2 separate regions of the Homo sapiens genome follow, and region 1 is linked to region 2. A link is a contact called in ENCODE Hi-C or POLR2A ChIA-PET data. All regions are on one chromosome and are shown on one strand. Each heading gives the region's core, a stretch centred on a gene start or an enhancer-like site at or near the end of the contact. The rest is flanking DNA. Distances are from core to core; before and after follow the strand shown. Region 1 has its middle 78 kb from the start of LINC02991. Region 2 overlaps HDAC4 (histone deacetylase 4).

Region 1 (2,700 bases), core at 72-2,571, 280 kb before region 2:
TCCACCCCGGACCAAGAAGGTTGCAGCAGCCATTCCAATGGGGTCTGGTGTCACCAGGACCTGAGGCCCTCTCTCTCTCCAGCTGTCCCTCCTACCCCTCTCCCTCCCTTGCCCCTCCCCCTGTTACAACACCAATCTCCCACTCCCCACACTGGAGGAGCAGCCTCAGTCCCACGTCCAGGAGAACATTGGTCCCATCCTGTCTCCTTGTCCTTAGCTCACCGGAGGGCACCAAACAGAAAGAGAATCCAACCCAGAACTCCCTCTTTATCTGCCTTCCTTGCCCGCCTCCAAACCGGAGTCAGAGCCATTCAAGGAGGATGGAGAAGGCAATTTCCCGAGAGCCTGCAGGTTCTTCTCACCCGCGATGCCCATGTGGGCCCCACCTCAGCCTGCAGGGAAGTATTCTTAGAAGTTCCTTCTTCACGAAGTTAGGTAACTTGCTCAAGGTCACGTAGCCACCAGCTGAATAGAGGAAGGGAGAATCTACGAACACTCCAAGTCACGCTTGTAGCATTGTCCCGTGCAGTCTCTGTGTCAAACCAGGTAGTCAGTGGTGCTGTGAGCCGCCCGGGGCACTTCTCCAAGCTGGGAAGAGGCTCCAGGCTCGGAAGCCCCCTGAGAGCCCTCCCTGACCCACCCTCACCCTTGACCACCACTGAGGGGAATTTCTTCATTTTCTGTGCCTGAAGGTTCAAGAGGGAAGTCAAAAGTGGCTTCCAGTCAGCTTAATGGGGACGGGGTTTTCTCTGGGGGTGATGAAACTGTTTCGGAGCTTGACAGAGATGGTGGTTGCACAACACCGAGGATGTACTAAATGCTGTTGAAATTGACACTGCAAAAGGGTTCGCTTTATGTTATGTGAATTCCACCTTAAAAATGCTTTAACGTGGCTTCAAGACAAATCTTAGTGGACCTTACAGAGCATTTTGAGACACTATCAGCAAATGCCCACAGAGCTGGGCCCCCTGTGCCTCCCCGATCCCAGGTCCATGAGCAGAGTTAACCCTAAACCACCTCCTGAGCCACAGCCTGAAAGTAGCCCCCACCGACAGGGGAGGCAATGGAGTCCAAGGGTCCCTGAGGCCATGCCTCATGCCCACCACGTCCAGCAGAGTGACCGGAGCAGGTGCCTCAGTCCACGCCTCCCCAGGATGAAGAGAGGACAGCAGGGACCTTGCCAAGTTTCCCTTTGGGTGCAACAAGTTCTGTCACTTGTAAGCAGAGCATGAAGCATGGCTCTGTGGTCACTAGTAAAAGCTGGTGTGTGACACGAGGGTGGGAACTGGGAGCAGAGATGCCAGCACCTCCTGCGTCTGCCTCAACATCAGCCACCTCCTCCTGCCCTCTGTTGCCCTGACTGCCCATCTCAGGACTTCCTCGTCCTCGGTCTTGTTTATGAGCCTGTGGCTTTGAGGACGCTCAGTCCGTCCTCAGAGCCAAAGCTCTGGCCCTGGGAGAGGAGCGGGAGGCTTCAAGCTTCTACACAATGGAAAAGCAAAGATGAAATAAGAAAATTCCTCTCGGTCCAGGAGTCTGTGCTGAAGAAATGACTCATTACAAACAGCAGAAACTTCAAGTTAGACAGATGGGGAGAAACTCTCTGAAATGTGCTTTTCTGCCTAATTTAGAATAATTGCAATCCACTACATTAGGGCATCAGGTTTTCAGCATCTCATGAAATGCTGAGGGTGAGAAGGGAGCATTTTCTGACAAATTAAGATCAAGCTGAAAAGGCCAATGTGCTGGCTGCTGTTCAGCCTTGGTCCTTCTCCCGCAGCTCCACGTGGCTGTAGCCAGCAACTCATCACAGGCAGCTTGCAGTCCGAAACCCACTGTGGGCTGATCAAAGACTGAAACCCTAGAAGGAGAGAAGGGAGAAGCAAGAGGTCCCTAGCCCACAGAACCTTGGGGACCGGCACAGCACCCTGGTCCTTCCTCTCATCCTACTCTCTGCCACCCACCCAAGCTGGGAAGAGGCTCCAGGCTCAGAACACCCCACCCCAAACACTTGGAGAGATGCTGGCCTCCGCTGCCTCGTGCCTTCCAAGAAATGAGGGTCCAAGCCACTCTTCTTCATCCAGATCTTGGCTCTAAACCTGCAGTGCACTCTGAGTTGGTTCCTGCTATCCCAGAGCCTCATTTGGCCTTAGACGCGGAGAAGGAGCATTTCACAGCTGGAACAGAACTCCCATGCTCCCAACCCCAGCATCCTTGGGCCACCGATGGGAAAGCTGAGACCCCCTCACCTTCACCCAAGGAAGGAAACTCAGTCAGGGTCACCAGAATAATGAAAAGCCAGGCTTTCTCCCGGACGCTTTGCTGTTGAATCTGCCCGAGAGCAGTGCCGGTGGAGCCAGGTGGCTCTGGGCCAAACCACCACTCGTCCCCATTGGATTTGTGCTGACTCCCACCCAATTCCAAAGAATTACATCAGAGCTGTGGAAACCAAGACCAACGAAGCACCACACCAGTTGCCATTCTTCTAAGCTCCAAGTCCTCTACGCAACTAAAGACTCAGGATCCTTCCACGTAAACCCAAGAACTGGGAAGCCTCAGCCATGGCCGGGGGACGTCAGAGGCCGGGAGCCACTGCCCTGCCGGCCAGGCCAGCAGCTCACCCAGCTGGAGATGTAAGGGGACAAGGGGACGGCCCCATGTCGACCTCCTCCACCTGTGTTGTTCCCATGGAATCGGGCT
Region 2 (2,700 bases), core at 109-2,608:
ACTTGTTAATTTTTAGCCCTTCTTCCTTTCGGATGGAGGCATTCAGGGTTCTGTGCTGTGCTTCCCTTGGGGTTCAAATGGGGCTGCTTTGGATAAGTTCTAATTTGTATTATTTAATTTGTAAAGCATATTACATTAACACTTCATAAAGTCTTGGTGTTTCTCAAGAGAGTTATTTTGAAATTTGCTTTTTGGTTCCTTTTTTATTTGAAAAAATGAAATATTTAGAAGTGTTTTTTGTTTCCCGAAAGTCTGAATTTTCCAAGTCATCTTTTTTGTTATTCATTTCTAATTTACTCCATTATGGTTAGAAATTACCCAGCTGTTGAATTTTACTGAGACTTGCTTTGTGGTCAATTTTTATGAATCTTTAATATATGTGTGAGAAGATTTTGAATTCTCTAGTAATTGGGTGCTGGATTCTAAATATGCTCATTAATTCCAGCTTATTGATTGTAAATTACCTACAATATTAGAACATGTGAGAGGCGAGAATCGCTGTGGAGGAGAGTGAGCAGTCAAGGACTGGGGATTCAGGAGGGTGGATTTCTGCGTTCAACTCATTCATTCATTCACTCATTCATATTGATTGGGCCTTCTAATGCCATCCCCTGCCCTTGGCATATGGAATACATGTATTTATGATTGACACAGAGACCCCTATTTCATGGTACTCATGTTACCCTGGGAGGAAGAGAGGAAACTAGTAAAGGCAATGAGTAAACAGTAGAGCAGGGAAGGCAGAGCAGGGCTCGGGAGTGGAGGGGCTGCGATTTTACACCCGCTGGTGAGGGCAGGCCTCCTTAGAAGGTGAGCAGACATTTGCAGGCCGAAGACCTGGTCAGGAGAAGAGGGAGTGGGCGGTGCGGGAGACATAAAAGGCCGGGTTAATCAATTAGGCATGGCTTTGAGTGACATGGAGGCTCCTGGAGGTTCTGAGCAGAGAAGCGACACCACGTGACGTATGCCACAGAGAATGCAGTGGCCACGTGGGACAGGCATCGGAGGAGCAGGGAGACCCACCAGGGTCTGGGAGCAACCCAGGCAGTGGATGGGGCTCAGTCCGGGTAGGTGGAGTGGGAATGTAGAAAATGGTACAAATTCTAGAGATATCTGACGTAGATGGGATTTCCTTAGCCTGCAGATGGGCTGTGCAGGAAACAGAAGAGTCGAGGGTGACCTCAGGATTTTTGGCTTTAAGCACTGCTGATGGAGTTGCATGAATTCATGGGGAATGTGGGTGGAGCAGACCCTGCGCTGGGATGAGGATTAGTATGGATCTGTGCAGTGCTTTCAAAGGCACCCAGTTTGGAACACTGAGTGGTAGGCGTTGGCGAGCCTGCGCTGAACGTGGGAGGGGCCTGCGCTGGGCATTCATAGCAGAAAGATACATGGACATGAACTCTCCCGGGCAGTGGATCTCCTCCGTGCAAGGTCCACAAAGTAGACTTTGTTTCTTTTCCCTTTTTTTTTTTTTTAAACAATGTTTGCTTAGTGCTGGCATGCATCTTCTACCAAATCCTACTTTGTAAAGTGTTCCTGCTGGCAAGAGAGTTACTGGCTCCGGGATCTTTGCTGGGCAGAGAGTGTGAGCGCACAGCCTCCACAGCCAGCAGCAAGGTCCTGCTCAAAGTGGGACTCGTGGTTGCTCCTAATTACAGCAATGATGAGGACACTGATGGCCACAGGTCCCCTTACCAAGGCCACCCATCTGTCACTCAGCTACGTACCGTGTGTTCATTGGCATTTAATGCCCCTGGGGACATCACACAGTAGTTACTGGTTCAGGAACTGAGGCTGGGAGGCGTAAGTCACTTTTTATCAAGCTGCCCAGGTGATTTTTCTGGACAGAAGTCTGAACCAGCCCCCTGCCTTCTGCATTTCCACCTGCCTGCTGGATTATTCCACCCCCAGTGACCCGCAGCGCCCTTGAAAGATGCTGCAGCCCACGCCGGTCTCCAGAAAGCCCCGGCGGAATGTACGTTGCTGCCTGGAAGAGGCCGGCTCGCCCCAGAGAGAGGGGCTACCTCCTTCAGGCCTCGTCCTTGGTGCCCTCTCTTCTTCTCCAATGGTTTCTATTTTTAAATATTTCAACTGTTACTGTTAAGTAATAGTGGTTCCTACTTCGGCCCAGCTGTTAGGTGAAACACATAACCAAACGTTTGGAGGTTGCTAAGAAGGAAATTCTGAAATGCGTTCTTATGTAAACTTGATCTTACGTAACTGAGAAGGCAAGAGCAACTGCAGTGGGATTTGTAGGCTTCCTAGACCACTGAAACTATTTTTAATTTTCAGACAATATATTTTTATCCATTGGGTTTAGGGTATTTGGATAGCTTTCAGGAGTAACGTGTAACTTGTGCTGGTGTGAGCAGGCTGGAGAGATGGGCTGCAGTGGTTTCAGGGAGGTGGTGGTGTTCCAGGAGGTGTGGCCAGTTTTGAATCCAGGTGACAATGCTTACTGGCTGCATCTCCCGTCTGTGATACCCAGGTCCCCGCTGGGACCTGCTTCAGGGGGCTGTGAGGACGAAAGGAGATCACAAAGCAAAAATACTTTAAATTCGTGCTCAGTCCTGAAACATTAGTTTTTTGTTATTGTTTCTATTCAATTGCTTTTGCATTGGAATTGTAGAGTCTTAGAAAGATTTTCCAGGAATGCTTTGTCCATAACGTGATTGTAGCAGCATCTCAGACGGATGG

The links. Hi-C counts contacts between places; a loop is a spot of excess contacts on that map. ChIA-PET counts read pairs that join two places held with the same protein, here RNA polymerase II (POLR2A). Pooled maps may share reads with other maps.
Region 1: a map of CD14-positive monocyte shows a loop between it and region 2 (2.6-fold over the local background). The contact joins two enhancer-like sites. A Hi-C loop is called at or near these places in 1 of 168 maps with a recorded cell type or tissue (CD14-positive monocyte) and 1 of 50 pooled maps. POLR2A ChIA-PET finds 5 or more read pairs at or near these places in 2 of 52 experiments (HCT116 and activated CD4-positive, alpha-beta T cell).

Annotation. Positions count from the first base shown.
Region 1 is chr2:239,499,157-239,501,856 of GRCh38, reverse strand. No RefSeq gene overlaps it. Among named protein-coding and RNA genes, the nearest start is that of LINC02991, 78 kb to the left of the region's middle. RefSeq lists an enhancer at 1-464. Within about 2 kb of position 1,321, at least 5 of the 41 ENCODE cell types and tissues checked have a DNase peak (open chromatin) inside an H3K27ac peak, as active enhancers do; they include CD14-positive monocyte, where a contact is called at or near this core.
Region 2 is chr2:239,222,634-239,225,333 of GRCh38, reverse strand. All of the region lies in intron 3 of HDAC4 (histone deacetylase 4), which reads left to right. Among named protein-coding and RNA genes, the nearest start is that of HDAC4-AS2, 30 kb to the right of the region's middle. RefSeq lists an enhancer at 1-216. Within about 2 kb of position 1,358, at least 22 of the 41 ENCODE cell types and tissues checked have a DNase peak (open chromatin) inside an H3K27ac peak, as active enhancers do; they include CD14-positive monocyte, where a contact is called at or near this core.